Linked DNA regions of Mus musculus: region 1 is linked to region 2. The links are chromatin loops, found by intact Hi-C in ENCODE. Cell type or tissue: heart. All regions are shown on one strand. Links, peaks and the distances in the headings refer to the core of each region. The heading gives the core; the rest is flanking DNA. Region 1 has its middle 29 kb from the start of Vmn2r27. Region 2 holds the start of C1s1 (complement component 1, s subcomponent 1).

The links. Hi-C counts contacts between places; a loop is a spot of excess contacts. Peaks named below come from ENCODE experiments on the same cell type or tissue, not always from the same donor. Only the 100,000 strongest peaks of a DNase experiment are listed, where the experiment ranks them.
Region 1: a loop joins it to region 2, with 4 times the contacts of the local background. A loop is called at or near these places in 3 of 42 quality-filtered maps.

Annotation. Positions count from the first base shown.
Region 1 is chr6:124,252,940-124,269,523 of GRCm38, forward strand. No RefSeq gene overlaps it. Among named protein-coding and RNA genes, the nearest start is that of Vmn2r27, 29 kb to the left of the region's middle. In heart, for the core only: CTCF peaks have their summits at 7,810 (motif pointing left) and 9,957 (motif pointing right); DNase peaks (open chromatin) are centred at 7,792 and 9,942.
Region 2 is chr6:124,533,122-124,549,705 of GRCm38, forward strand. C1s1 (complement component 1, s subcomponent 1) reads right to left here and starts at 9,238. Exons shown (of 12, transcript NM_001097617.1): 1 at 9,147-9,238; 2 at 8,212-8,367; 3 at 7,668-7,875; 4 at 7,200-7,377; 5 at 4,240-4,365; 6 at 3,211-3,410; 7 at 2,112-2,265; 8 at 1,237-1,352; 9 at 775-853; 10 at 153-281. The coding sequence starts at 8,234. In heart, for the core only: CTCF peaks have their summits at 9,412 and 11,550 (motif pointing left); a DNase peak (open chromatin) is centred at 9,390.

The DNA of each region.
Region 1 (16,584 bases), core at 3,925-11,924, 280 kb before region 2:
TAAGTGTTAGGGTTTTTTGGAGAACCAAGTCCTAAATGGGTTGCCTTCCTCAAACCTGTCCCCTTGAAGTTCAGGGATTTATGCGGGGCAGGAGCTGTGAGATCCAAAGTTGAGGATAATTCCAAGTAAAAACAGTGTGTTCCAGATGCAGTGGACTGGTGTACACACACATGAACTCATAGAGACTGTGGCAACATGTACAAAACCAACACAGGTTCAAACCAGATAGGGTCCCAGCACTGAGAGGAGGAAGTGGCACTCAGTCCCACCCTCTAATCAAGATGTTATTTGCTATTGATACCTGAAAGCAAAAGGAAAATCAGTTTTCTCCAGTGAAATGTCTATCAACCACACTCCAAGGCAGGCCCTATGCCCAGGAAGAGATGGGCAATATAAAATGAACTCCATAGATTTGTTGGGGATGGAGTACCTTTTGTTTCTTTTTGTTTTGTTTGGGTTTCTTGCCTTATTGTTTGTTTTGAATTTTGTTCTTTGTTTTTGAAGATGGGGAGCATGAAATTGAGAGGGTAGAGAGTGAGAAGGGACTAAGAGTGGGGGGAGAGGAACTGATCAAAATATATTGCATGGAAAATAATTTTAAATTTAAAAAAATCTTTAAAAACTTATTAGTCCTAATGGCTGTACTCTTAGGCTCCTGTTCAGAAAGTCTTTTCCTGAGCCAATTAGTTCAAGAATACCTCCTACTTTCTCCTCGATCATATTCAGGGTCTTACGTGGAGGTCCTTGATCCATTTGAAGTTGAATTTTGTACAGAGTGAGAGATTAGGATCAAGTTTTATTTTTCTACATATAGCTATCCAGTTTGACCAACACCAATTGTTAAAGATGCTGTCTTTTCTGTGTATTATTGGACTCTCTGTCAAAAATGAGGTGGCCATAAGAGTGTAGGTCTAGGAGTGTAGGTCTGAATATGCATCGTCCATTCTACTTCTAGAATTGAACAAAAATGAAAACACAACAGGCCTTAAATCTGTGGGACATAATGAAAGGAGTCATAAAGAGAAGGTTTGCCAAAGACCCCAAAAGGCATCCCTATGTGCTACTACCACCTCAATCACCCTCTACTCCAAGTGTCAGAGCAGTAGGTTCAGCAGCCTGCACATGATGAAGACCTTGCCACATTTCAGGGCCCACTCAAAACTAGTTGCTTTTTTAGGGACTTGATATATTCACCAGAGTAACACATTCTTGTGAGGAATGTGTAACCTCCAAAATGTAAAAGGGTCCTAAGCCTTGCTAGTAGGAGATGCTGGCTGCAACACCTTATCAGCCTGGAAGAACTACTTCTGCATGACCCATACCACTGGACTCCTAGAAGATTTACTGAGGTAGAAGGCCCTTGAAATTGATTTGGATTTATTGCCCCATTTTCTGCTTTACCAACAAAGCAGGAATTGTTATTATCTCCTACTCTTTTGGGGGTTGGTCTTATGCACTATATATTCAGATGCTGAGTTCTATGCCCCAAGATCAGGTTATATTATTATTATTATTATTATTATTAACCAGTGTGTGATAAAGAATGCTCCCCAATAGTCTCTGATTTGACAATAAAAGGCTAGAGTTTGTGCTTGGAATGGAGAGAGAGAAAGGTGGGACTTGAGATCCAGTAAGGGGGTCTCAGGTAGTGACACAGAGAGAAGGAAAAAAAGGAGGGAGGAGAAGGAGGTAGCCATTATGCAGGATGGACCAGAAGCACATGGCCAAGAGAAGTTTGCTCTGAAACAGGCAACTATAGCAGAAGTTGCCCAGAGACATTAATTTGGCAAGTAATGTGACATTCATGTGGGTTTAAATAGCATAAAAGAATTAGTATAGCTCAGAACCTGCCCCGCAGAGTGCCAACAGCTTATTAATAAATTACAGTGTCTCTGTGCCATTTTCTTGGGAGCAAAACAGGCAAAAGTAGGGTAGAAACCCCTAATAGATATTAATAAGCAAAAATGGGTGTATTGACCCCACAAAAATATTGATAGCAATAAACTCCTTTGGTTCAATTAATATTATATCATTGATATAATATAATAGTGTGATCTCAGCATCCAGATTCCTGCCATCTAAGTTATGACACAGAGATCAAAAGCTAATATGATCTTGCTGTAGAAAAGTAAAGCAATTGTTCCTGGCTGTCTTTTTATGGACAAGTATTGAGAAAATGTACTTGTAGGATCAGTAGCTGTATACAATGTATCAGTGGTGTATGAATAGCTGTATACAATGTATCAGGGCTGTATGAATGTAAGGTCAAGTAAGGAAACTATAGCTGACACAACAGCTACAATTGAAGTCACTACTTAATTAAGTTTATGGTAACAAACTATCATTTATGGTCCACTGGTCTTCTGCATAGGTCAAAGAGTTAAAGAGAGGTATGGTGAGATTAATGGGTATGCAAGTGTACATTTTTGAGGTGGTTAGTGCCTGCCAAATAATGCCTAAAAAAATGTCTTTTGGGATTAATCTTGGCTAGAACATTTTTGCTAGTTTTAGGTAGAAAATTGGTAATGCTGATCACTAAGCTTACCCTTAAGCCTGTATTTTGGGTGACTGAGAGAAAAGGGGTGCTTGTTCAGAGGAAGACAACTGATGTTTGCATTCATATGTGCTTCCAGAATGGTTTGACTAGATCGTTTATAAACCTTTTTTCTGTTTGGAGCAAGTAACTAACTGATTAGTTAACTGGTTAGTTAACAGTCTAAAACAGCATGTACCAAGTTGCTGGGGAACGGGGGTTGTTCTGGGTTTTGATTTTTTTTGGTTTGTTTGGTTTTGGGTTTTTTTTGTTTTTTTTGTTTTTTTTTTTTTTTTGTTGTTGTTGTTTTTTTTTTCCTTCTGACTGACCACAGTCTGACTAAACTTTCTGAAGGAGACCTTGGCTTTAAAAGTTTCTGGCTTTCCCTGGTACTTTGTGACCTTCTGACCCCTCTCAGAAAGGGCCTCCAGGCAGCAACCAAAAACTTAGGGCATCAGCCAGACAGAACCACAGCTGGAAAAGAGACTCAGAACTCTCAAAGGCCTTCTGCTTGCTAAAGGCAGTGCCTTCCCCAGAGCTTAGAAATATTCCAAACATATTTGTCACTCAAAGTTTCGATTCTAATTGGAGGCAGGTGAAGAGCCACAGGGCACAAACTTTTGAAGACTATAATTTTCATTTGCTGTTGGAAAGGAGAGAAAGTTGGGAGTAAGATAATAAAGCAATTAAAAGTTTTCTCAGTAACAGTGAGGAGGCAGGCCCTGAAGGTAGCTTGCATCAGTTTGCAGCAACAGGGAAACTCCTCTGGGAGGCCTGGCCCAAGGCGCAGGTCTGAAGTTTGAGTGTTGCCTCAGCAGCTGACATCATGATGTCAAGTTCCACTTCTGTTTGTTAGAAGCTGTTATCCTTGCCCTGGGGGACTTTCTAAGTCTGCTCTCTGCTTTTCCATGCCTCATGGACGGGCAGGCCCTGCTTTGGGGGATGGAAGGGTACACTCCGTACTCTAGCCCTCCACACCACCGCAGAATCCGTTGTCAGAGCCTAGTGGCTGCATGCTGTGACCCTTCCAAGCCTGTGCACACTGCCTCATCTGAGGCAGCCTTCTCTGTTACATATGTACAAAGTTACATACACCCCTCTTGGCATAGGCCCCCTAAAGTCAAAACCTAGGAGTTTCAGTTATCTCTTACCAATTACTTGGTAAGAATTCCTTTTTTTTTTCTGATGAAATCTGTCTTATTCCCAATATTCCTTTAAAATCTGGTCTGTCTTATATAGAGTATTTCATGTCTCCCCATGTACCATGAACTGGACAAAATCTGCCTTAAAGAAACTGGTTTTCTATACATTTGAATATCCGCTTCTAAAGGTATCTTTCTGTGAATAAAGGATACTAAGATTTAAAAAAATAGACCATGAACCATTCATCTCCCTTTATCCTTGTGCGCACAGCACAGCTGTTACTGTCACCTTTAATGGGGCCACACATGCTGTGACTCTAGTCACCAGGAAGTGGCTCTGAGAACTGAACAGAGCCAGAATAGAGAGCTCCACCGGTTTGCACATTTTCTGTGGAGAAAACACAACAGTATGTTTACCGTCAGCGCAGAAGGTATTTTTCTCCCATGTTTTTCTGTGTCTAAAGAGGTCTGCATGGCATTTGAAACCATAGTATAGAATGTTAATTTCACAGAGAACGGCACTGAGAAGAAGTAAATATAAAATCCATAAGGGCACAGAGAAAACTCAGACATGCTTCTATTTTATTCCTAAATTGAACTGGAAGCAACAGTAGATACAGAAAAATCATGGAAACTAGATTGCTTTCCAAGTCTTGTCCATACTAGGTGTGCAGGTGACAGAGGTGTGTGGCCTTCATATTAGATAAACCCTTTAATAGTGACGATTCCTTTACAGACTTGGTACTTGGAGCTTAGGGCTGGGGATGTTGTTAACTTGGTAGAATGTTTGCTTAGCACGCACAAGGCCCTGACTTTGCTGTCCAGCACTGCATAAACCAGGCATGGCAGTTCATGGCTGTCATCCCAACACTCAAGTGTGCAGGCAAGAGAACCAAAAGTTAGAGGTCTTCTTCAGCTATGCAGTGAGTTCTACACCCTTCCCAGCTATACAAAACCTTATTCTCAAATAGAAGAGGCTGCAGTTTGGGGGGCTTGAGTTGTTCGACTGATAGACCAAGGTAGCTGTAATTGTGTAGATTAAACTCAAGCAACCCCTTCTTCCAGTCCAGCCTGTCTCCACTGAAATCCAAGTAAGTTACCTCATTCTTTCTAGACATTAGAGCTTCCCACAGAAAAATGAAGTTTTAGATGCAATATTCCAGATGCTTTCCGCCTCTGTGTGTCTTGACTATGCTACAGAGAGAGGGCTCTGCTTGCTCTTGTTATAAGACTATAGAGCTTGTCTTAGCCTCCTGACGTCTGGACCCCTATGCAACCTCACATTCTCTCTCCCTCCATTTGTCCCCCTCCCCCTCCTTCCCTTCTCTTTTCTTAGTTTTGATATTTTCTCTAGCCTTGCCTAATCCTGCTCACTCCCCTGTTTTTAAAGGGCCACTCTACCCCTTCTCTGAAAGCATGCCGATGTTGCACAGGACCCTGCCCATCACCTCAGTCCAAGAGATCTCGTCCTTCTTCATGTTGTTTGAAGCAGCTAAACTAGAGCAGAGCCATTTGCTGACTCAGGATGAAGAGACAGTAGTTTTGCCCATTGCTTCTGCTTCTGGACTCCAGGATACTAACGAAGTGGTGCACCCTGCCTGTGCCTAGATGATCAACACTGAACTTCCAAAACACTTTTTCTACCAAAGGAGATTGAAGGAGACAGAATCACTTATGTATTGCCCCATAAACAGTGATTCTCAACCTCCTTACTGCTGCAACCCTTTAAAACAGTTCATGTGATGACCCCCAACCATATTTTGTTGCTACTTCACAACTGTAATCTTGCTACTTGTTATCAATTATAATGTAATTATCTGATATGCAGGGCATCTGATATGTGACCCTTGTGGAATATCAAAGTAATGCCAAACCTACACGCCTTATTTATAAATAATATTGTAGAAAGAGCTTGGCAACAGATGTATTAACAACATCAGTTTTCTTTCTTCCATGAATGTTTATGAAGTCACCCAAAATGTTAGTGATTAGGATAGAAAAGATACAAAAGCAATATTGAAGTAGCTCAGTGCTTTTTGTATTGAGGTTTGAGCTGGAGGAGACAGGAGGCCTGTGGATGCTACAGAACTGCAATGGGTGCAGGTGGTGCTTGGTGGCTATGTGACCTTCTCATACATTACACATCTAGACATGGGCTGAGTGCAGCTCTGGCTGAGTCTGTTGGGTTTGCAACATAGTGTCCCAGGCCTTGAAGTAAGGTGTGCTGACTGGCAGCTCTGTCTGTACAGGCTTCCTGAAAATCATGCCAAGTTGCAGGCCTTCTGAAGAGAGGACACCCAGGGTCTGTCTCGCTGCTCCAATTATGTGATAAAAGGAGAATCCAGATTCGCATTGCCTTACTTTTCCCTAATACACTTTCCTCACTATACTCCACTATAGAGCCTACAGTCTTTAGAGACCGCCTAGGGCAAGAACAGTTAACATCCCCACACAACTGTAGAATAAAGACTATTGTCTGACTTCCCATCTAACAAAGCTTTGAAAAGAACCAGAAAAGGAGCTGGGTTAGCTTGGTGGCTGAGTGTGGGCCTTGCTTGTACAGGCCCTGGATCCTATCTCCAGTGCCGAAAATGCAAAAGGAAACAAAAAGTAGTTTACTGACTAAAAAGTTATTCAACTTCTCTTTTGGCCTGCTTAGAGAAGTCTCTATCATAAGGTACAAAAATTGCATTTTGGTAAGTGATAAAGGAAAATAAGGATGTGATAAGAACACAGATGTTCAGGGACAGAGATGGAGGGGATGGCCAACCAATGACTGCCCCAAATTGAGACCCATCCCATGGGCAAGAATCAATCCCTGACACTGTTAGTGATAGTCCATTATGATTGCAGACGGGAACCTAGAATAACTGTGAGAGGCTCCACCCAGCAGCCAATGGAAAGAGAGGCTGAGACCCACAGCCAGACATTAGATGGACCGCGGGGAGTCATACAAAGAATGATTTAGGTACCCAAAGAGGATAGGAACACTACAGGAAGACCAACGGAGTCAATTAACCTGGACCATTTGGGGTCCCAGAGACTGAGTCACCAAGCAGAGGGAGCATGGGCTGGACCTAGGCTCCTTGCACATTTGTAGCTGATGAGCAGCTTGGTCTTCATGCCAGTCCTCCGACAACTGGAGCAGGGGTTATCCCTGAGTCTGTAGCCTGCCTGTGGATCCTGTGCATCTAAATAGACAGCCTTGCCTGACCTCAGTGGGAAAGGATATGCGTAGTCCCGCAGCAACTTGATGTGGGGGTTGGGAGACTGACACCCAGAGGGTTTCTTTCCCTTCTGGGAAAGGTGGAATGGGGAAAGGACTTACATGTGGAACTGGGAGGAGAGGAAGGGCTGATACTGGGATGTAAAGTGAATAAATAAATTAATTTAAAATTTTAACTATTTATATACTACATATTTATATATACTATATACTTATATATACCTATATTTATATATACTATATACTTATATATACCTATATACTTATATTTATACATACTATATACTTATATATCTATATACTTATATAGATATACTTATATATACTACTTACATACTATTTAGCATTAATATCTGCCATTTACATAAAAATCCTTATAACTAATGAACCATCTCACAGAGATGGTATGTTCTGAGAACTTGAGGGATGAAATGAAATAGCCAGGACCTACAATTAGGAAGTGATAAGGATTGGTTGAAGATAGCTCCATAGTAGTGTGCATGCCTCCCATGTACAAAGCCCTCAGTTAGACCGTAGTTCAGACAGGAATTCAAAGCTCTATGAGCGTTTGGTTCTCCTACATAGCCATGTGTGGTGGGTGGCCCATGCCCTCCAGAGCTGAGGATCCAGGGTGTTCAAGCAGCTCCCCACTCCCCCGCCACATTCATTTATTTTTATTTTTTATTTTTTTAAAACTTACTCTTATTTATTTACATTCCAAATGTTGCGTCCGTCCGTCCCCCCCCCCCGCCCCCCCCCCCGCCCCGACTCAGAGGCACCTTCTAGGAGGCAAAGGGGAGAGGGGGAGGGGGTCAAGTTGTCTCTTTAGAGTCTCTGGCTTGCTTCTGGTTTAGGGTCTCACAGGCCTGTCTTCCTTCCATCAGCGGGAGCACAGCCCCATCTAGTGGGCAAATGCCTACCAGACAGGCTCTTCGGCCTTGTATTTCTCTTTTCTTCTCCCTCTCTATCCTCTATACTATTTTCAAACTCAGGATCAAGTCCGCCCGGAGTATTGCACATACGGGGCAAGGGAGACTGAGGAAGGCCATTGCCAGCTCCAGGCCAGCCTGGACTACATAGATTCTGTTTCAAAAATAAATAAATAGCATTAAAATCAGTGTGGCTAATGGTCACAATTGCTGTATCTAACTGAACCTTGCATAGAAGCTCATTGGCCTAATGATTAAATCGGAGAAGAGGAATTAGAAAGATACCTTAAACTTGACGAATACACTCAAGCTTCCATTAATTACATTATTCTTGTTATGTCAAAAATTTCTGGGTGTCAGCCAGAGAAAACTGCAAACCAGGTCCTGCAGGTAAGTGAGCAAGTCAGAAAGGGAGACGCAGTTGATTATGAGGGAAGTTCTAGGATAGGAGAGAAAGCCATGACAGACTGGCAGTTAGTAATGTAATCAACCATGCATAAGAACGAACACACAACACCCCATACAACGTCCTGCCAATCGTCTGAGGACTTAGAGATGGCTGAACACGGGAACCTTCCTAGAAGTGTTATGCCCAGAAGACATGGAAGCCCTCCGCCCCCGCCATCCTTTGCCCAATGGGGCCCTTCCAGGTAGCTGTGTTTTCACACCAGACTTGACGTTTCTTGCCTGTAATACAGTGTCACAAAATAACCCAGTGTCAGGTCTTCGCACTTCACAAATGGGGATAAATTATTCGTTGAACAATTATAAAATAAAATGGAAATGGAGCAGTTTTATCCCAACTGGGCACAGTGGTGTTCCTCCCAGTGTTTTCCAGAATGATTAAGGGACCTGAGTTCAGGGACAGCTAAGTTCCACAAAAAGCCAAAAGAAACACCAGCAGCCAACAATAGTACTGATTTTAAAAAATCAACAGAGCTTTTAAAATAGAATACCAAATAAGTCCATTTTCCCAGTTCCTCTAGATACATTTTTTTTTTTTGCTATTGAAAATAAAAATATCAACATTTCCTTTTCTAAATAGGTGCTATCAAAATTTTGGAGTGGGGTGGGTAAATGTTTTATTGTTTGAGAATTTTATATACAAAAAAAGGTGGTTTGATCAAGCCCACCCACTACTGTTCACGCCCTAATCTCATGTTCACTTTTAAAAACCATGGGTCAGTATTGTATGAATATAGGGTCATTCACTGGCCTATCAGAGGCAAGAACAACAGAAGGAGGAGGAGAGGGAGGAGGAGGACGAAGAGGGGGAGGAGGGGGAGGAGGGAGAAGAACAGTGTCCCTTCTGTCAGCCATCAACAACCTCCTACAGTAGCATCTGAGCTAGGGTTGTGACGCTGTGTTCCCGCCACATCCCTGCTGGAATTTCACCTGACTGGATGGTGTGCATGCAGCCACAACCACTGTGAGTTTATGTGTGCACTAGCCCAGTCATGTCCAGAAAATGCTACTATGAAGCAGTCCTCTGTGATTTTTACCTCTTATAATCTTTCTTCCGCCTCTGCTGTGATGTGATGTTCCTGAGCTGGGGGCGGGGGGCAGTAGGTGTGATACAGGTGTCCCATTTGTGGTTGAACAGTCCACACTGTCTTGTTCACTTCACCTTGACCGGTTGTGGGTCTCTGAATTGACTGACATCTACTGCAAGCGGAACCTTCTCTGACGAGGGTTGAGGGATGCGCTTACAGATGGGTATGAAGAAGAGTATCTAGAAGGCAGTTTAACCGTGTGCAGATTCAGCGATCAGAAAGTGGTTAGCTGCTCTATCAGCCATTTTGGTTTTGGCAAGTGTCAGCTATGGGGTTGGTAGAGCCATGTGCCAGCAGATGCAGCAAAACAACTCACTTAACACAACTTTCACAGGGCATCTGTTGCTTAGGAGATATTCAATCTTGTCGGCTTTTCTCTTCCTGCCAATAACAACATCTGGGTCCCTCTCTGCAGGGAAAGCCACCTCTAGACTCTTCCATTCTGGGCCTGGGGTAGGTCTTTTGTTAGAGGGAAAGAGAGGGCAGCACTTAGCTTGAGTCCAGTCGTGAAGGTTCTTTGTTAACTTCCTGTGTGGGAACCCACTGAAAGAGACGATGGAGATCCACCACTGGGTGGCGCACTGCCTTCAAGTCATTACCTCACACCCAAACTAGGTCTGTGCATGTGTACAGTGAACCTGCATTAAACAGGACCTCAAATAAGACAAGAGTTTATCTTTCACATCAGTTTAATCCAAAAAGAAAAGTCTTCCCACCCCTCCATAGCAATGCTATCTATGTCAATGCTTGTTAGTGATTAAAAAAATTATCATGAAAAAGAGTCTAAATAGCATTGAGATTAGGGTAGAACCAAGGTTATTGGATCTAAGGTAATTAGAGGTTTTGTTTTGCATTTTATATCATATTTCCTATTACAGAAGACAGGATAAAATTTAAACATCAGATCAGAAGTGTTTGAAATTGAATTGAGTATTTTAGGCTGTGAGAGGCCAGTCAGTGCTTGCAAGGGTGGGCCAGGGTGTATTTGCCCTCCTGACTGGAATAACTGGTGCCATCTCCTACAAGTGTGGCCCAGAACCCCCAAGCTACTTCTTAAAATACAAGTTAGATCCCAACTTCCAGGTTTCATGGTGTTTTTATAGTTTGCTTCCTCTGGCTTTAGAATGTCTGTGCAGCATGGTTCAATGTGTAAATTCTGCAGTCAGTGGTTCTTGATAACATTACTCCACACACATCTGAAAATATGTCCTGACACTTTTGTAGACAAGGCTGGGAGAGGGAAATTCTATTGAGAGGGTCAGGAGCTGTTCAGTGTAAGACTGTCACCCTGATAACAGTGTCCTTGGAGGAGTCAGCTTTGAGCCCAGGGAAGGGGTCCCCTGAATGAGCATGGAGGGCATCTACTTATGCTCCTCCTTTAGGTGGTACCAGACATGGATAAACATGTTGATATGATTTACAATAAAAATACAGATGTTCAGCATGTTAAAATTTAAGAGTCCACCTTCAGCTGGACAGTCCCAAGGGTACTTTCAAGCAGTGTCTCTGAACATCAAGTAATCAGACCAGCAGCAAAATCTCGAGATGATAATTTCTTTAACTACCTGCCCACATTTTGATTCATTTTACTGAAATTACTAGAAATGACAAAGAAAGTATTGTATGCAAGTACCAAATAAAGTCAAATGTATTTGTGTAAGAAAAAAAAATACAGATGTTCTAGTGAGTTCAAATTCTGCTACCTTGCACGATAATAACATCTACAGCATGATTAAATTAGTAACACTTTACCTCTCAAAGAATACAACTTTATAAAGATACAGTGAGTCTGTATTGCATATTATTTGCCATTAGTTGACCTGACTGAAAAAGCACCTAAGACAGAGAAAATTTTTAAATTACCCCAGAATGATTGCCTTCCTGCCGTCTTTCCCTGTTAATCATTCCACGGTCACTTTAGACAAGGGCAGACATCAAGGATATTAGCAACTGCACTGTTCCCAAGGCATTGACCAGATGTGAGTGGCACTGACCTTAAGCAACGATGCCTTAGAGAAGAGGATCTCCATGGAACTTCAGAGTCTCAGAACGAAGACAGCAGAAAGACGTGAGAAGGGGTTCATTTTAGTCCTTGTGTTTATATTGGATTCCCCAGGAATTCCCTAATACCTCTCATTACCCTCCATCTGGCATGACTAGTGTCCTTAGAATAGAAGAAGAGGGAAGGGAAGATGGCTCAGTGGGTAACCACTTGCTGTGCAAGTATAAGGCCTGTGTCAGAATCCTTGGGACCCACAGAAAGCGTTGTGCGATGGCTTGCTTCTGCACTGTCGTACTCCTACTGTGAGATAGGAGACGGAGAGAAATGTGTGCAGAAGCTGGAGGGCCAGCTAGACTGGTGTGTCTAGTGGCAACCCCTCAAAAAAAAAAGAAATACCTTATCTCAAAGAGAGAGAAAGGTGAGGGCCGATACCCAAAGTTATCTTCCGGCCTCCATCCATGTGTTAAGATGAGAGGCTTCATCCAGCAACTGATGAAAACAGAAGCCAAGTCCCACAGCCAGACATTAGGTGGAGTTGGAGGAATCCCAATGTAGAATCAAAGAAAGGATTGTAGGAAGCAGAGGGGTCAAGAACACCATAAGAAAACCCACGGAATCAACAAACGTGGGCTCCTCGGGGCTCACAGAGACTGAACTGACGATCGAAGAGCCTGTCTGGGTCTAACCTAGGCTCTCTGAATGTATGTCTGGGAACCCTTGTCCTCCTACTGGGTTGTCTTATCCAGCCTTAATATGAGGGAGGTGCCTAATCTTATTGCAGCCAGATATGCCATGTTTGGTTGATATCCCTGATCTTTTCTGAAGGGAAATTGAGGAAGAGTGGATGGGGAGGGAGGAGGTATGGGAGATGGAGAAGGGGCACTGAGGGAGTGAGGGGAAACTGTGGTGGGGATATAACATATGAGAAGATAAAGTAATAAAAAAAGCATTATTCTTATATGTTAAATTCTTATATGTATGCATACATGTATATACATCAATATATAATGTCGTTGAGTCTATATTTACACTATGTCTTAAGATCACAATCCTTTTCTCGCTCCTTGGCTATCTCATGCTCCTTGGCTATCTCATGCTCCTTGGCTATCTCATGCTCCTTGGCTATCTCATGCATATCTTAACCCCTGATAGTGTCTGTCTTCCTCACAATTTCTTCAGAAGCTCCGCACACTGACTCTTCCTTGCTAAGAATAACTTGTGGAAAATAAAATATGAGTAGCAATAATTTGGATATTGCCCTGTGTTCCATCAAATGCATATTTGTTTAAAAGAAACTGACCAAAAAGCCTATGCTCATATCAAAAACATCATTCTAAATTTTTTTTCAAATAACCTAGTCACCACATTTGCATGTCTCCACAATAAGGTATTTCTATTTCATAATGTTGGTAGACGACTCATACTTTCTACCAAGCGTCATGTCCTCTGGTGTCCAATCCCTCAGGAGAAGCACTGTGTCCAAATGGCATGTTCTCTCTTACTGCTTCGCTCTTCCTGGCCCATAATGGGTGGTCAACAGTGGTCCTGGCCCTCATGTCCTTCCTTCATCAGGATCAAGGCAGCTGGGCTGCATCCAAAGTCTTCGTTGTATTGAAAGGCACATTCCTGTATTTCTTTTCTTCCTGTTGCTGTTTTGTCTAATCTTTGTACTTCTTAGGTTAAACTAATGTTGTGTCTATGATATACACTTAGTGTTCTGACTCACATGTATATTAAGTAGTGAGCAACTCGAGGTAGCCAGCACGTTCACTGCCTTAAATTTTACCATTTCTGTTTGGTGAATTCACTCAAATTTACTTCTTCTGTTTCTGAAATACATACTTCATTAGAATTGAGTATATTCACTCATAGAGAAGCAAAATGTATTCTTCCCGGCAAATACTGACCTTTGACCCTCCCACTATTCAGTGACTCTCCTCTGCCCTTATTTCCCTAGTAAAAGCAATGGCCAGTGGAAATAGGCAGGCATTTGAGAGAAACAGAAAGGAGAATGTTCTGGAAACATCAGATCCTCACTTCTGGTGTTTTCCCTTTAGAAGCTCTTTTGTTCTGTGAGCTCTGCTAACTTTTGCATATCAAACCTACTTGAACTGAGTTTCCATCATAGACAAGAAGGAGCCTCACTGATGTACCCCACACTCTGCATTGTACTTAATGATTTGTATCTCAACATAAGCTTCAGGAAGCAGATTTACTTTTATTATTATTTGTTATGTCTTAGTTGCAATTTCTATTGCTGTGATGAAACCATGAAGCAACTTGTGCATGAAACGTTTATTTAACTTAGCCATCCCGGTCACAATCCATTGAGGCTCAGGGCAAAAACTTGAGGCAACAACCTGGAGACCAGAGCTGAAGTTAAGGCCATGGAGAAACCCTGCTCACACCTCATTAATCACTCCGTTTGATTTCTTACACACCCCAGGACCACCTACATGGGGGTAGCAGCACCCACAATGGGCAAGGATCTTCCCCATCAATCATTAACCAAGAAAGTGATCCATAGGCCTACTTACATGTGGCATTTTCTCAGCTGAGACTCCCTACTCTCTAAGCTTGCACCAAAATAGCCGACCCTTAGCATGGAAAAACAAGTAGACAGCACATGTTATGTTCTCAAAACTCAAGCAAATTCTAACATAAGTGTTGCTTATAACTCAAAAGAAGTCACATGCTAACTGTTTCAAGAGATCATGGAAAGTGGCCATTCTGACCCTTTCAGACATGTGAAAACCATGGCATATTCCATCCACAGAATTCAAGAAGGGCTGTTCTGACCAAATAATTGATGATTGTGTAACTACCTGGTGCAGGCCTAAATAACCCAACCACCCGACTCAAATATCTAATATTCCAAGACTGTAGATTGTACAGAGTGCTAACTGAAATCTCGTACCCCATTTCTACTTATGAATAAGGTCTTAATCAAAGAGAGGCACATTGAATTAGTGGAATAATTTTCTTCAAGCTATTCCATGATGTCTAAGAGAAGAAAGGATACATTTTTCCAGTTTCCTATGCACCGCTGAAATATTACAAAGCATACATACTTTGTAGCTAAAAATAAGTGATGCTCAGGACTCCCCACTCTGCAGGCGCCCTAGCACACCCAGGATCTTGAGATCACTGGTGAGTGGAACGCAACATCTGTTCCAAAAAACCCAGAGGGTCTTGTGCTAGCAGGAACAGGGACAAAGGACACCTGCCTGACAAGTGGCTGGGGTTCGCCCTGTGCCATCTTGAGTGCAAACTCAGCAGAGGGTCCCAAGCAATCTACAGATTCAATGAAATCCCCATCAAAATGCCAACTCAATTTTTCACCGAATTAGAAAGGGCAATTTGCAAATTCATCTGGAATATCAAAAAAAAAACCTAGAATAGAAAAAAACTATTCTCAACAATAAAAGAACCTCTGGTGGAGTCACCATCCCCAACCTCAAGCTGTACTAAAGAGCAATTGTGGGGGGGGGGGGGAGAAAACAAAACAAAACAAAACAAAACTACACAGTATTGGTACAGTGACAGTGACAGACAAGTAGATCAATGAAATAGAATTGAAGACCCAGAAATGAACCCACACACCTATGGTCACTTGATCTTTGACAAAGGTGCTAAAACCATCCAAGTAGAAAAAAGACAGCATTTTCAACAAATTTTGCTGGCTCAACTGGCAGCTGTCATGTAGAAGAATGGGAATTGATTTACTCTTATCTCCTTGTACAAAGCTCAAGTCTAAGTGGATCAAGGAATTCCACACAAAACCAGAGACACTAAAACTTATAGAAGAGAAAGTGGAGGAAAGCCTCAAAGATGTGGGCACAAGGGGAAAATTCCTGAACAGAACAGCAATGGCTTGTGCTATAAGATCAAGAATCAACAAATGGGACCTCATAAAATTGCAAAACTTCTGTAAGGCAAAGGACACTGTCAATAAGACAAAAAGGCCACCAACAGATTCGGAAAAGATCTTTAACAACCCTAAATCAGATAGGGGACTAATATCCAATATATATAAATAACTCAAGAAGTTGGATTCCAGAAAATCAAATGGTAATAAGGACACATGCTCCACTATGTTCATAGCAGCCTTATTTATAATAGCCAGAAGCTGGAAAGAACCCAGATGTCCCTCAACAGAGGAATGAAGTCAGAAAATGTGGTACATTTACACAATGACTATTCAGCTATTAAAAACAATGAATTTATGAAATTCTTGGGCAAATGAATGTATCTGGAGGATATCATCCTTAGTGAGGTAATTCAATCACAAAAGAAGTCACTTGATATGCACTCACTGATAAGTGGATATTAGCCCAGAAACTTAGAATACCCAAGATACAATTTGCAAAACACAAGAAAATCAAGAAGAAGGAAGACCAATGTGTGGATATTGGATTCCTCCTTAGAATAGGGAACAAAATACCCATGGAAGGAGATACAGAGACAAAGGTTAGAGCTAAGACGAAAGGATGGACCATCCAGAGACTACCCCACCCGTGGATCCATCCCATAATCAGCCACCAAACCCAGACACTATTGCATATGCCAGCGAGATTTTGCTGAAGGGACCCTGATATAGCTGTCTCTTGTGAGGCTATGCCAGTGCCTGGCAAATACAGAAGTGGATGCTCACAGTCATCTATAAGATGGATCACAGGGCCCCCAGTGGAGGAGCTAGAGAAAGTACCCAAGGAGCTGAAGGGGTCTGCAACCCTATAGGTGGAACAACAATATGAACTAAACAGTACCCCCAGAGCTCGTGTCTCTAGCTGCATATGTAGCAGAAGATGGCATGGTCAGCCATCACTGGGAAGAGAGACCCCTTGGTCTTGCAAACTTTATATGCCCCAGTACAGAGGAACACCAGGGCCAAGAGTTGGAAGTGAGTTGGTAGGGGAGCAGGATGGGGGGAAGGTATAGGGGACTTTCGGGAAAACATTTAAAATGTAAATGAAGAAAATATCTAATAAAAAATTGAAGAAAGAAAAGAAAATGAAAAACTATTTTTAAAATATGGGGTATAGAGCTAAACAAAGAATTCTCAACTGAGGAATACGAAATGGCTGAGAAGCACCTGAAAAAATGTTCAACATCCTTAATCACCAGGGGAATAAAACTCAAAACAACCCTGAGATTACGTCTCACACCAGCCAGAATGGCTAAGATCAAAAATTCAGG
Region 2 (16,584 bases), core at 5,118-13,117:
ACAAACCCCATCCCACAAGACAACTGTGTCCTTAGACTAAGCCAAAAGGATGACAATATCTTCTCTGTCTCTCCAACCAGAGAGAAAAAGCAGTAACCACCTCCAAATCACCCACACTCCTTCCCTCTCTCTTCTCTGGTAGAAGAACCTACCACCTTCTTCATGTTCCATGTAGTAATATGGCTCTTCACACGTGTAGTGAACAACAGTACCAAACACACTATTCTCTGGCTCTTCAACTTTACCATTCGCAATGGGATCTGGAATTCCACAATACACAGCTACAAGAAGAATTGGGGAAATAGACAGTCACTCCCTCCCAGAAAGAGTTAGGGACCCATTCCATCTTCACCCCTCCCATAGCCACACCCATAATCACCCCTTGATGAATCTCTCAAAGCCAGCCTTCTTGCAGCACCTTCTCTAACACAATTCTCTAGCCCTCTGAGAGCTGCCAATGCAGATGGCTCTTGAAAGAGACCAGGAGGAACATAGTTCTCTGGTTGGTAGGAGCCTCCTGTGCAAGCCTGGAATGTACTCCCATAGAGCTATTGATAACAGATCCCATTGCCCGTTTCTTTAGACGAAACATGGTAGTCTAATTGGCCTAAGACTAGGAGAGGGCTAGACAATTCTCTATGACAGACTCCTTCAAAAATGCAAGTCATTTTCTTGAGAGCCTGGAGGGAAACCATGCATTTGAATTTTGATGTGTTGATTATTCCATCCACCTTGGGAGGGGAAAGAGGAATTCTGCTTTGAAGAGACACCTACGTTGACATTTTAGACCGGAGTTGCTCCACTGTCCATCGCTTTGACAAGTGGAATAGTATGAAGTAGAGCTAACATGTCCCTGGAGGAAAACAAATATCAACATTAATTTAATAAGCATACAGAAAACCAAATCCAATAATGAAATTGAATCTCTGGTCTTGGATCAATGACAAGTCCTTTTCAAAAGATACTTGGAACATCTTTAGAAGAGTAACCCAATGTACCCAGGAGCTGCGATGAGAAGACAACTCTGTCCCGGCATTTCAGCTCCCCGTCCACGGGAAGACTGAGGGCAGAGAGGGCAAGCTGGACCAAGAGATCCAGACCTCACAGGAACGACTGACAACCTTGATTCGGCCCATCCTTGGGAGGGGTTAATACCTTGATCAGGCAGCGACAACCTCTTGTGCTACAATACTGATCCAAGCCTGAGGTTAAAAAGATGCCTGTGTGGTACTTTACCTCCACAACTTCAAATCCGTCCACACAGGTTATCTTCACCACATCTTTAAACACGTATTTTGCCTTATCGGGCTGCCAAGTAGAATTGGCAGTGATTTTTTTGGCACAGGAGATGGCTTGGAGACAACAGAAATGAGATTTTACTAAATAGCTGGAAACCGTGTGCTATTTTGCATCATTCCCACCACCACCACCACCACCACCACCACCACCACCACCACCACCCCCGTTTTGAGACAGGATCTCTCTGTGTACCATAGGATAGATTGGGGTTTGCCCAAGCTAGTCTATCTTGCAGTAATTCTCCTGCCTCCACTTCTCCAGGACTGGAATTATATCTGTGTAATAGCATCTTCAGACATTCTCACATTTTCTGTGTATGGGGCAGGGGGGCTAGTGTACCAACCCACAGGCTGAAGAAGGACACTGGGTGCCTGCTCTGTCACTCTGTACCTTACCCTCTTGAGAGAGGATATCTCACTATACCTGGAGCTTGCCATGTTTGCCCAGGCTAGCTGACCCCAAGACCCCGTGGTGTCCCTTTCTCTGCCCATCACTCCAAGACATAGGAGTTACAAACATACTTGGCTATGGCTAGATTTTTGCTATAAATACAAACTCAGATCCTCATGCCTAGCACACTATCCCTGTTCCCACAAACGTTCCAAAGTTTCCCATTGTCCTCAGTTCTAATGTCTAACATTCCAACTTGTAAAAGGATATGATGCCACACATTGGCTGCCCCTCCTCCCCCTTGTCTGTATTTTTGAGACTAGTTAAAAAAATATTAGCTGAAGAACAGTCTCTGTGTTTTTAGTCTACATGTCCAAATAATGTTGTATCCCCAGTCAAAGAGGAGTTTTTAGGGTACTCACGATCTCCATGGTAACGAAGCTTCCAACCCTTCTTTTGCCCCATTAGGTCAGTTTGAAAGACAATGCCGAGAGTATTGCTCTGGGTTCTAATAGTTAGCGGTCCAGGGAACCCATTACCACAGTAAGGACCAAACTGTTGGTTTTTTGAAGCAAACTGGAAGGAAACAATGTTACAAAACACAAGAGAGAAAAATGTATAGGAAATAATTAAACGATGTGGTATGAAGTGAGAGTGTCCTTAGTGGAACAGAGAGAGAGAGAGAGAGAGAGAGAGAGAGAAGGAAGGGAAGGGAAGGGAAGGGAAGGGAAGGGAAGGGAAGGGAAGGGAAGGGAAGGGAAGGGAAGGGAAGGGAAGGGAAGGGAAGGGAAGGGAGAAAGGAAGAGGAGAGAGACAGAGAGAGAGAGAGAGAGAGAGAGAGAGAGAGAGAGAGAGAGAGAGAGAGAGAGAGAGAGAGAGAGAGAGAAAGTGGAGGAGGAAAGATCACTGTAATTACAAACAATGGGTCTGTTAGTGTAGGCCTTTAATCACAGCTACTTGGAAGACCGAGACAGGAGGATTACAAATTAAAGTCAGCTTGGGCAATTCAAGGAAACATTGTGCTGAAATACAAAAATAGAAAGGGCTGCAAAAGTAGCTCAGTGGTATAGCTCTTACCTATCATGCTTGGGGCCAAAGGTTCAATCCCCAGTGCAGGAAGGAAGAAATAAAGGCATGGAGGGAGGGAGGGAGGGAGGGAGAGAGAGGAGAGGGAGATTAAAGGAGGAAGGAGGATGCTCTCACCAGGAGTGGAAACTGACATCTGTAATCCTAGCACTCAAGAGGCTGTGAAGAGAGGGCATTTTGAGTTTTGAGTCCAGCCTGGGCTACATAGCAAAGCCCTGGCTTAAGGAAACACCAGGATAAAGATGTAGACAGAGAGAGCCAGAGAAAGAGAGGAAAGAGACAGAGAGAATCAAAAAGTAAAACTAGTCTCTGAGCAACGGCTGTAGCTATGCAGTGGAGTGTTTGCCCAGAACCACAGAGAATGCGGCTGCCAGAGAAGCCTCAGCAATCTAAATGAGTTGGGGGTCAGAACCAAGCTCATTATCTACAACGCACAGTTAAACTGTCAGGGCAGTTCCCCTCTGAGTCAGCGGGCTCCACATCAAAATCTTCTCTCTGCATCGTCACCACCACTTGGAAGCCCTCCTGCAGCTGAATCTGGTATTCACACCTTGAGTTCTCCGGGTATGGATTGGGATAATTGGGACTTGAGATCTCCCCAATCAGGGCAGTGAACACATCTCCACTACAGTTGACTAGAGGAGAGAAAATGGGAAAGGACCAATCAGATACAGAGACAAGAAGTCCCCGCCCTCTCTGTTCCTTACCTCATAACCTCAGAGTTCTCCATTCAGACTAGCCTACCATCTGTTCTCAAAAGAAGCCTCCATGAAGCAATTACCCACAATGCTATGAGGCAAGCTAGCCAATGCCTTTGCATGGTCTCTCTGTTTGCTGTGGTTATATATGAAAGTTTCCATGTGGAACTTTCCATAGTTGTGAACAAACTCGGGCAGTCTCTTCACAGGCATCTATCCCTCTTTTCCAATAAACCAACTTTACCTCGAAGCCTCCTGTTGTGCTTTGGGTCTTAATCATCTCCAAAAGTGACATATGCTAAGGGCTTGGTCACTGGCCTGTGACACTGTTAGGTGGGTGGTGGAATCTTCATCTAGCCTGTTAGCTGGAAGTAAGGTCATGGAACTATGACCTGAAAAGGACATTTGTACCTCTGCCCTCCCTCTCTGCCTCCCTGCTGCCCTGTGATGAGCAACTTTGCTCTACCATCTGACTCCCTTTCGTGATGATCCACCTGGTCACTGACCCCAAAACAATGGATCTGCCCACTCTACACCATGAACCAAAATAAACATTGTATCCTTATAACTGTTGAAGTCACCGTTCACAGCAATGTAAAGGTGATGGACCTTATCTTCCCCCTCCTGAGGATCCTATTCAGTTTGTGAACAGCTAACAGCAGGTGCAATTTGGAGGGAAAGCCTAATCAAACTTGGAACGATAGACTAAGCCCTCAATCCATCCCAAATCCCAGGGAACATGAAGACCTCTGGAGGCTAAACTCACCTCCACAATTCCTCATGTCATCGTGGAGGAAGTATTCTGGGGGACAGGAGCAGAAGTATCCACCAATGAAGTTATTGCAGAAGTGGCTACAGGGGACATCTGTAAAATCTGTGCATTCATTTATGTCTGCAAAAAGCAGAGAAAACTCAAGGTGAAGAACAAAGACCAAGAAGGAAGAACGATGGAAGCCAAATCTATAAGGATAAAGCACAAACAAACAAACTAAACCAGAAAAGGTTTGTTGCTTAAATACTCTCCAAGCCAGGTATAATGGCTCATGCCAGTAATCCCAGTATTCAGGTAGGTGAAACAGAAAGACATGAGTTCAAAGCCAGCCTGGGCTTCAACGCAAAACCTTTTCTCCAAGAAAGAAAGGAAGAGAGACAGACAGAGTCAGAGACAGACAAGACAGAGAGTAAGAGACAGAGGGACAGCTGGAAGGAAGGAAGAAGTGAAGGAGGAAGGGAGAGAGGAAGAGTAGGAGACAGCAAAGGAGGAAGGAAGGAAGACTCTAAGGCCCCAAGAACATCATGAAAGAGGGGGACATGCACAAAAGAATGTAGGAGCCAGAGGAACAGACGGAAGTTTTGCGGGATGCTGTCTTCCAGGCGTGATAGGCCACGACACTCTTAGGTCACCACGGCTGTTATTATCTGAACAAGACTGTGCCTGGCGATATCCTGTCATGGCATGGGGAAGGACTCAGGAGGACTCCACCCCACCCCGAGGCGCTATAGGCAACTAATTTATTACTGCAGGAAGAGAGACATCTTTAGCATGCAGCCACTGGTAAGGTGCCGATGTACCTATAAGTAACCCCTAGACAAGCTCTTACACAATCCTAATGAAAAAATAAAAAGGACTGAAAAGCAAAACACAGAAGAGAGGGGGGATTAGGAGGAGACAATGTACTGAGGGCCACTTGGACAAAAACATAGATGAGTATGAACATGTCATAATGAAACCATTATTATGTACAGGTAAGACATTTTAATAAAAGAAGTTTGGAGGGGTAGAGATATGGCTCACTGGTTAAGAGTATGTGCTATCATTCCAGAGGTTCAATTCCCAGCACCCACAAGGCAGCTCACAACGCTATAATTCCAGTGCAGTTCCAGGGACCCAATGCCTTCTGGTGGACTCCTCAGATACCCTATGTATGTGATGCACATACTTGCTAGCAAGCAAAACACCTACACACATGAGATAAATAAAAGATTTAAAATAATAAAATAAATCTTAACACACTTTAGTTTTTCAATATTTATGGATGTATTTATTGTATTGATATTTTATACTACATGCAGGTCTGGTGCACTTTGAGATCAGAAAAGAGTATAAGATGCTCTTGTTTTGGAGTTACCAACAGTTGTGAGCTGCCATGTGGATGCTGGGAACTGAACTCTGGTCCTCTATGAACACAGCAAGTTCCCTGAACTGCTGGGTCATCTCTTTCCAGCCCCATATTTTAAAATCTACGAATACAATCTAAACTACTTTTCTGAAGTCTGACTCAGAGCTGTGTTTTGCCACGGCGCTGTAAGGAGCTCCACCATGAAAACCCTATGACTTTTCTTGCGTACAAACTATACAACACCCTGCCCAATTGGTACATGCTGTAACTCCAGCATTCAGAAGACTGAAGCAAGAGAATCAGGAGTTCAAGGCCAGCCTGGGCTACATAGAGACACTCTGTCTGGAAAAGAAAAGAATCTGTGCCAGAGACACCGCTGAAAGGAAAGACGGTGGTGACGTCACCTGGGGAGAAAGGTTAGGACCTACTTTATAGGATGTTGGTCTTTCTGTAAAACTGATGACATTTGGACTTACGAGCAGGCCTAACTTCATTTTAACCTGGAGATGGATGTAGAAGGACCTAGTACCACATAGTCCTGCTTATACATTCCTTGGCAAAGTATTAATGTTCTCAGTTTTCAGTTTTTCCCTAGTCTTGAGGTTTCTGAGATCCTTTCAGACACAAAGGAAGCATTCATTCACTAAGCTGGAGTGATTATCTTTTAATACAGAGTCTTCTGTAACCCAGGCTGCCCTTGAATTCCTGATTCTCCTGCCTCTGCTTAGGACTGGAATTACAGGTGTGTGCACCATGACAGAATTCCCAGCCCTCCTTTTAATTTTTTTTTCTTTGAAACAGGATCTCTATTTATATACCCCTGGCTGTACCAGAACTCACTCTAGAGACCAGGCTAGCCTCAAATTCACAGAGATATGCCTGCCTCTGCTTCCTGAGTGATGGGATTAAATTAGCATTTCTTATTACTATCCATGCCCGTTTATGTGCATGACAGAGGCATGCCAGGGCAGACATATGAAGGTCAAAGGACAAGCGTATAGCGTTCGTTATTCCTTCTACCTTCTCATGGAACCTGAACTCTAATGGGTGGTTGTATAGCAACCATTTCACTGACTGAACTGTCTCAACAGCGTTCTCTTTACTTCTGATAGGAAGACAGGTTCTTACTAAGTTGCCCCTGTTGACCTAGAGTTGACAGTTCTTCTGCTTCAGCCTTCAGAGTGTATGGGATTACAGTCCTGCACCACTGAGACCAGATCCGTATCTTTATAGGAAGACCATGCCGACCACACTGCAGAATTGAGGTGAAGGTTGCATTCATGTAAGCAAGCCTCCTGATAGAGAACCATTTCTCAGTGGTTCTCAGTCTCATTATCTGCTTTACCACCACTAACATGCGATAAAGTCACACAAAGGCAAGGCAATTCCTAAGCAGACCCAGGGCAAGTCAACATTCATTAAAGATGTAAGCAGCCCGGGGGCAGTGGCACAAAGCTGGAGTCTTGGAGTGTCCACCCATGGCTGCATAGCCAGACTATGACTCAAAGAGAGAAAACAGAATCCTCATTTCATGCACTGCGTGGTCCTTTACCTGCCTCCCATCTTTTAGTTTGATCCAGATGTCACGTACAGACGGATGCCTTACCTATGGCAGTGTAGTATGCTGCAAAGCCCGTAAACCGTTCTTCGTTGGAGAAGTCTGAGGTAAAGACCACCTGAAGTTTATTGTATGGGAACTGAAACTCTTCTATAATGGGGGAGTTGGGGCTCTTGCTGGTCCTCTGGCCACAGAGTCTCCCTTCCTCGATGTCTCCTGAGATTATCTAAGAGAAGAAGGAAATGTAAAACTGAGAATGGGCAAAGAGAGCAGAACCTTTACTCCCGATCTCCAGCTCCGTCTGTCTGTCCGGTCTGTCTCCCCCACCCCCACCTCATGTTCCCCCAGTGCTGGGGACCAAACTCAGGGACATGTCCTTGCATGGCAAGTACCCTGCCATTGAGCCATGCCCCTACCCCATAGGACGGCTTGACAACACACAGCCCCCTAAATCCTCTCATTCCTCCATCCCCCCCCCGCTCCTCCCATCCCTCTCCCTCCTGTGCTGTAATATACCTGCACTGAGTCGTATGCACAGCTCTCTGACGGCTCTATGTCCACATGGGTAAAGTAAAGGTGAATCCCAAACCCCTCTGGGACTTCAATGTCCCAAGATTTCACGACGTCATTGGGGTACGCCTGGGGATAATTAGGGGACAGGATCTCCCCATGCATGGTGGGCTCAGCAGAAAATGATGCCAAAAGAGAAAACAGGACCAAACACCTGGAAGAGGAAAAAAAAGTCACACAGAGGTGGGAAGCCGGGAACCGATGGCTTCATGCAGAACTCTGACCGTTAGGCAGCCAACATGTCATGGAATAAACAAATATATACAGAATAAATAAATAAATAATTAAAAGTCAAGGTTCATATCTGAGCTCTTTCTAGAGAAATGGGAAATCACATACAACAGGCCTGTGTCTAAGTCCAGCACTCTGGGGACAGAGGAAGGGTGATGTTACGCCAGCTTGGGCTGCATAGTGACACACTGTCCCAAAACTGTGAAAGAGAGAAAAAAGGTAGAGATGGAGTCATTTCTGTAGATACCTGATCACTTACCACATCCCTGGCGATTTGCCCATGGCTCTCTGGCTCTCTGGCTCTCTGGCTCTCTGATTTTGGAGGTAAAGGGCAGTCAGCAGTCCTGGCTGTCTTTATCTGACAAATACAGGTGCTTGCTTTGGTAGTGAGGGACCACCCAGGGCTCAGTGTCACCTTTGAAAGAATACCATAGAAATAGGTACCTGTCAGGAATGGTCATCACATGATACCATGACACCCTCCCCAGTGAGATTTAGACTAACTTCCCAGACCAGCCCTCAATTAACCCTGTCCCCAAACATCTTCCAATATTCCTACAATTGAGTGAGGAGTTTCTCCCTGTCTTTTGTGTCCTCCTCCACCCACTCCTGGCCCCTTGCATCGGTCTCTGCATTTCCAAACAGGCTGGAGCTTCCAGACAGATCCTCTCCCATTCAAGCCTGCCCCCTTTGACAAGCTATTACAGGTGTTGCTTCTGCTGGTGGCCCAATGGCCACTGAAGGAGGAAAGTGTTTCCTTCAGTAGGGACAGGAAGGGACCTTGGGAGACGCTAATCAGAAAGAAAGTATGGCCGGCCGTGTGGTGATAGGATGCAGAGTGCTGGAAAAGGGAAAGCTGAGAAAAGTCAGGACATTCAGATATGCTTTCCCTTACTTTTCTCGAGTTGGTTTGTTTTGTCCTTTGCTTAAAGAGCAAGGTATCTTCCCATAGTTCCCAGAAAAGTCTTTCACAAATTGCCTCTGACCCCTGAAACACTGCTGTGTGAAAGGATGAGGCTGTTGTGGGGTGGGGCTGGGTCCTACATGTGAGAACCCGTGTCTGTATTCTGACCTCTCGCTGAGCTCCTTCCAACCCTCCATCTTTGCTCCAAACCTTACTGTACATGGTTCCTTGTCTTTCCCTCTTCCTTCATCAAAGCTTCTCTCTTTAAGGCTTGCTCTTAAAGTTGTTACCTTCAGGAGCTGATGGGAACAAGTGGGCCAGCCTCCTCTCCTGCCTCTGGTCATGCAGTTAAGCCCCTGCAGCTCCAGAGGGAGTGGCCTTTGCAGGAAGCTCCTCCCCACCTCCCTGTTCTGTTTGCTCTAAAGATTCCCTAAGGGAGTGTGTTTTTGCATGTCCAAAATTCCCTGTTCCAAACAGAGGGGGCTGGGAGATCACAATCTAGTTAAGAGTAATCAGCCTTGATCTTAGAGTGCCCTCTGCGTTTAAAACAAGAACTGCACCAGCTTTGCTGGGCTGAGAGGTCCAGAGCAAAAGGGGGGAATGGGGAATTTTGAGATTGCCTAATTCTCTCTTACAGCCAAAGGGTGTGTTTCAGAGCTTTTGAGGAAGTCAGGTGATTTATCTTCTTAAGGAGGGAAGGCTTAACAGGAGGGACGAAAACTAAACTCAGAAAGTCCAACCCTCTGTGTGATTCATGAATCAAAGGAAGAGAGTCATCAGAAGTAGAAGCCATTGTCTGGAGGCTCTAGGAGGCAAGATAGCTCAGCTTAGAAAGGTACCTACCTCCAGGCAGAAAGACATGAACTCTACATCCCCTGGGACCCACATCATAGGTGAACCAACAGTTCCTGCAAGCTGTCTTCTGAGAACATGCCAATGCAATTCTTTCTTTAATTAATACATAAATGCAACTCATCCTGCCTTCGAGACAATTTACACCTAGACGGCATGTGCACTCAAAGTTTCTTCGTCCCGAAAGTCCCATCTCAAGGCTGGGCAAGGTGGTTAATGCCTGTAAGTCCAGGAGAAGAATTTCTGAGAATCTGAGTCTAGCCTGGACTACATAGAGAATATCAGGCTGGCTAGTTCTGTATAGTACATTTGTTTCTTGTTTAATTTGATGCACAGCTATGACCTCAGTACTTAGGAAGTGAAGCCAGGAGCTATCAGAAAATCAGGGACAGTCTTTCTTTATATAGTCATTTGGAGGTCAACCTGGGCTACCTAAGATCCAAAAAGGCTTGCCTAATGTTGTTTCTCCAATTCTAATACATTTGCCCTCAAGCATCATTCTAAGTCCATTTGGAAATTATTTATTAACAAAGACATGAAAAGATGGTTCTGAGGTGAAGAGCACTGCTGTTCTTCCAGAGGACCCAGGTTCAAGTCCCAGCACTGGCATGGTGGCTCACAACATTTTTTTCTTTTCTTTTTTAAAGATTTGTTTATTATTATTATATGTAAGTACACTGTAGCTGTCTTCAGACACACCAGAAGAGTGCATCAGATCTCATTACGGATGGTTGTGAGCCACCACATGGTTGCTGGGATTTGAACTCAGGACCTTTGGAAGAGCAGTCAGTGTACTTAACCACTGAGCCATCTCACTGGCTCACAACTTTCGATGTAATTCTGGTTCCAGGAAACCTGACACCTTCTGGTCTCTATGGCCACCAGGCATTCATGTCGAACACATACATATATGCAGGCAAAATGCTCATACACATAAAATCAAATAATTAAATCTAAAAGAAAAATTTTAAATAGTAATGAACGTTGCTCTTCCTCCTCCTCCTCCTCCCCCTCCCCCTCATACACAGAAAGAGAGACAGAGAGAGACAGAGACAGAGAGAGACAGAGAGACAGAGTGAGACAGAGACAGACAGACAGACAGACAGAGACAGAGAGACAGAGAGAGAGGGGGAGAGAGACAGAGAGATATGGGGGCATCATCCCCCCATTAGCACACTGCCCTTTGGCTACTGAATATCATTCTTTAAAAGAAGGGTATCCCTGGGAAGAAACATGGAGGGCTATGTATCTCTAAACCTGCTGCCAAGCCTGCAGTAGGGCCCACTTCATCCAGCTCCAAGTGTGGGACAGGATGGGGCTCATGGGCCTGCCTGTGGAGTTAATGTGCTCAAGTCCTGGGAGAGCCCAAGATGCTCATGCCTGCGTTCAAGGCGGTGGCCAAGACCAAGACCAAGCCACAGATAAAAACTGCTAGGTCTTCACACAAGAAGAAGAGACTACCAGCGAAGTCCTAGTCACAGAGCTCTCATGGTGGGACCACCCTGGGAGACATGACAATGTTAAAAACAGAGACTCTTATGACAGATCACAAGGACAGCAATGGCTGTTTCAACTGAGCGACCTTCCTATGCCTCTAAGCTCCACAGGTAGGCCTTTCAGCCACCCCACCACCACCACCGCCACTGCCACATGCTTGAGAGGCAAGCGTCCTCTCTCTGAGAGCTGGGAGATCAGGGAAGTCGGTTTCCCTGTCCAGTCACTGTGGAAGAGCTGGGGCTTGCACACTTTCATTTTCCCCTCTCAAATACAGTACAGTAGAATCCTCTCCATCACCCACAGCCCTGCCCCCATCCCAAACCCAGTGTCCAGCTGGAAGCATGTTCCTGCCACAAGGCAGCCATCTAGTGTTGAAAATTAAAACATGGCTTAAAAAAAAAATGCTTAAAAAGAATCTTGCATTTCTTGTAACCTAGGTTTTACCTATCAGCCCTGACCCTATCCAGTGCTAGGAAACGCAGTGTCCTCATTCGGGGTCCTGATCCACCAAAACGAGTACCTACAGCTGTGACAGACACTCAAACGTGTCTCTTCTTTGAGAAGCCCACACCTTTCTCCTTGGTGTGTCTATTTCCTTCCTCACTGCCGCTTATACTTAAAATAAGGGTTTACAAACTTTTTTTACTGTTTTTATTTATTTGTTTATTTCTTGTTTTTTGTTTGTTTTTTTCAAAACAGAATTTCTCTGCGTAGACCAGGCTGGCCTCAAATTTGGAGGAGATCTGCCTGCGTCTGCCTCCCACTTGCTGGAATTAAAGACTTGTTCCCCACCACTACCACCACCAGGGTTTGTTTTTTGTTTTGGATTTTGGGTTTTTTTTTTTTTTTTTTTTGAGTGTTCTGGATTCCTTCCTCTGTCCCTCCCCTTACCCTTCTCAACCAGGCTGCCCCAAACTCAGATATCCCTGTGCCTCTGCCTCCCACAAATCTGTGGTTAACCACCAAAATGAGCTTTAAAAAGGAAAAGAAAAAAACCACTTTTCCAAAGAACTCCGTTTCTATTTCCTGCTGTCTTGAAATTCTGATCCTCGGGGGCTCTGAAGCCATCCCCACCTCCATGGACACTCTTGGGTGGAACTTTTTGGTTTCTATTTTAACCTGGAGCCCAGTCCTCAGAACCCCATCACTGGTTGGGCAGCTCCACCTCATAGAGCATCTTCTACAAAAGAATACTCTCTTTTTTAACCTTTATTTCTGTGTGAGTTTTATTTATTTATGCCTTACCTTACTACATACATTTCAGTGCCTGAAAATGACAGGAGAGGGCAGCAGATTCCATTGGAGTTAAATAGCCTGTTGTGAGCCTCCTTGTGGGTGCAGGGGAATTGAACCTGTTTCCCTGGACGGGAAGCCATTGCTCTTAACATCTGAGCCATCTCTCTGGCCTATTGGACAGTCATTCATCGACTCTTTCCAGGTATTTCAGATAGGCATCTCTTTTGTGACTCCTACCAATGACTTTCATAAAATTACTGTTTTAAAGCATTTTCCTCCTAGGGCAGTCTTACACGCATTCTCGCGACCGACCAGGAAAAACGCAACAAACCGGAATCTTCTGCGGCAAAGCTTTATTGCTTACATCTTCAGGAGCCAGAGAGCAAGAGAGCAAGAGCTCTATTGCTTACATCTTTAGGAGCCAGAGCGCAAGAGAGCAAGAGAGAGGGCAAGAGCACAAGAGCGCAAGAGCTTTATTGCTTACATCTTCAGGAGCAAGAAGCAAGAGCCAGAGCAAGAGAGAGAATGGCGAAACCCCGTCCCTTTTAAGGAGAATTATTCTCCACCTAGGACGTATTACTCCCTGATTGGCTGCAGCCCATCGGCCGAGTTGTCGTCACGGGGAAGGCAGAGCACGTAGGGTGGAAAACTACCCTTGGCACATGCGCAGATTATTTGTTTACCACTTAGAACACAGGATGTCAGCGCCATCTTGCAACGGCGAATGTGAGGGCGGCTCCCCACAGGGCAGAAAGGCTTTCTCTTGGACTTCATGCTTGTCGGGTACAAAAAGTCACCAAACAGGCACTTTTTGTTTTCGTTCTAAGACAGGTTCACATTTATTCCAGGCTAACTTCAAACTCACTATTCAGGAAAGGCTCGAAAACCTTCGAAATTGTGATTCTCCTGCATCTTCTTTTGGGTGCTGGGATTATAGGTATCACCAGACCAGACTCTATTCTGCTTTTTTATTTCATTTTTTTAAACGAAAAGAAACTTACTTTCTAGTGGGAAAAAAAAGACAAAAAAAATTGTGTGAAAGTTTAATGATAACACAATGGGTTTTATTTTCCTGTGTATATGTGATTAGCTTTTCAATTTATTATCTTCTGGAGAAGTAACCATCTGGTTTGCTTCTAAAAGTGAACATATTAGTCAGTTTTTTATTTATTAATTTATTTTGCTAGCAACCTTTTCTTTTGAATGCACAAAACAAGATGACATATATAGTGGATTTTTTTTTTTAAAGTTGACTGCAGGCTGGGCTGGAAAGATGCCTTAATGGTTAAAAGCACTGACTGCTCTTCTAAGGAAGAGCTGAGTTCAGTTCCCAGCAACCACACAGTGGCTCACACTCATCTGTAATGGGATCTGATGCCTTCTTCTGGTGTGTCTGAAGACAGCTACAGTGCACTCATATAAATGAATATTTTTTTAAAAATTTTGAGCTAGGTGGGGTTTTATTTTTTGTTAGATGATATTGTTTTGAAACAAGATCTCACTCTGTAGCCCAGGTTAGCCACCAGTTCCATGGCAATTCTACCATCAGCCTCTTGAACACTGGCATACAGGTGTGTCGCCACACCCAGCAGTTTTTTTGTTTCATTTTGTTTTGTTTTATTTTGTTTGATTGGGTGGTTTGGTTTGGTTTTGGGTTTTTTAGTTTGGTTGGTTTGTTTTGGCTTGGTTTGGTTGTGTGGTTGCTGGTTTGTTTGTTTGTTTGCTTGCTTGCTTGGGACGTTGTTTGTTTGTTTGTTTGTTTGTTTGTTTGAAACAGTGTTTCTCTGCATAGCCTGGCTGTCCTGGAACTTGTTCTATAGATCAGGCTGACCCCGAACTCACAGAGACCTGCCTGTGTCTGCCTCCTGCATGCTGAGATTAAAGGCATGTGCCACTATGCCTGGCTTTATTTCTTTTTCATGAGGCCGGGTCATGCTACACAGCCTTGAACTCACAGTCAGCTTACTGCTGTTGTTGTTGTTGCTGTAGTTGTTGCTGTAGTTGTTGTTGTTGTTGTCGTTGTTGTACTGTGGGTTAAGTGTTCAGTTTTGAACGGGCTAGACATGTGCTATCCCACTGAGCCTGTATTCACAGGGTATTGGGCCACATTTTATGATGCTGTGTATACATGACAGGCCACACCTGCGCAGTGGGTATGTGGAGGTCTGAACACAACTTGTTGCAGTCAGCGTTCTCTTCCATGTCTACACCAGATCTGGGGATTGAACTCCAGTTCCGTCTTGTATGATGAGTGGTTTCCCCTCAGAGCCATCTCTGTTCCCTCCAGCCATCTTTGTACCTGTGTTTATTTCCAGACAGTGTCATGCTAAGGTTCCTGGGTAGGTCTTGATTCTGTAATCCTTCTGCATCAGCTTCCTAAGTATCTGTGATTAGTGGTCTATGCTTCCAGGCCCAGCTACAGGAGAGAGGTGGGGAACATGGGGGGAGAAGAAGGTGAGGGGGAGGAGGAAGGAGAGGGAGGAAGAGTGTCCTGAAATGGTACCCCTGTGGAGGTCTGTCAGAAATCGGCTCTCTCCTCCTACAGTGAGTTCCAGGGATCAAAGTCAGACCATCAAGCTTGTGGAGCAAGAGCTTTTATCTGCTAAGCCACTCACTGGCCTTGAGGTGGCTTTTCAATGTGCCCTAAACTCCTCCTTTGGTGACATGGAGTTTATGTCCTCTCTTCCCTTGAAGATGGCTGGGGCTCTGATCCCCACAACCAGCATAGAGTACAGTGGACTCTGCAAATTGCAAAGCCAGGTGGGAAAGGGACATCCTGCAGCCACAGCCCTAAGCGCCACAAATAATGTCTCCGAGTGCTCTGAAGGGCACTGTCCTGTCACTGCAGGCTTGCTTGCTCTTCTTTACATCTAGTTCCATCCTGTGGTCGGTTAAGTTACAACACATTTGAACTTCACTGTCCTAATGTCTCTTCTTCAACTGAACATCTTGACTGGTGGGGGTGTTTGGGGGTGGTGTGTGACTGGATTCCATTCTTTACAATGAGGCCACCTGAGAAGGCCTTCCTAAAGCACTGACACCAAGCCCCTAAATTCTGATGAAGCATCTCCCCTGTGAACAGGCACACTCAGAGTCAGAGTCTTCATTTTATTTGTGTTTTTCCAGATAGGTCTCTCTATGTAGCCCTGGCTGTCCTGGAAGAACTCACTCTGTAGACCAGGCTGGCCTTGAACTCAGAGATCTGCCTGGTGAGTATTGAGATTAAACGCTTGTTGTACCACCCCCACCAGGCCTTCACCCTATGTGTGTGTGTGTGTGTGTGTGTGTGTGTGTGTGCACAACTTGCAGGAGTGGGCCCTCTCCTTCTACCATGTGGGTCCCAGAGACTAAACTCAAATAGTCACGCTTTGCAGCAGGAGCCTTTCTCTATGAAGCCATGGCACAAGCCCAGGGGCTGCTCCACCCCAGCCTTCCTGCTTCCACCTAAAGGATGACCCTGCTGTTGCGATCAAGCTTTAACTCCTATGGTATAAAACAGGGGCTTTCCAGGTTGTCTTTAGGGACCAGGGATGCATTGTACAAGCAGTGTTGAGCTCCATTTTGAGTTCAAATGCAGAAGCAGCATAACTCTGCACCTGGCTATGCATATAGACATCACCACCTGCCCAGCACCACCCATAAGGCACAGGCTCATAAATTCATTCCTCAGAGTTAAAAAGGCACCACGCTATAATCTTATCAAAATCAATGGAACCATATGAACATATCAAGAAAAACAGGCTAAGGAACTGAGCAAACATACCAGCCCTAAAAAGAGTGACACACCCTCATCTGGCACCCATAAGGAAAAGGACTCCCAACCTCCAGGCCAATGGCCCTAAAGGACCTGTCATCTGATTAGCTGGAGACCAACAGGCAGACAACTGATTGTTCCCTTGGCTTCTGCTCAGTTGTGCCTACAGTTGACATGACTGAATCAAATTTCCACCCATCCATTTGTCCATCTACGCAATTGTTTGTCCTTCTGGAATGGTCATATGCTTTGTCTCTGCTGGGTGACTCAACCCTGATGTTCAGCTGAGCTGTAAACCTGCAAATTGCAAGTTTGGTTCCTTAGCAACCCAACAGTTGGTCATCTGATTGCCAACCATTGAAATTCTTGTCATATTACTAGGGTAGGGC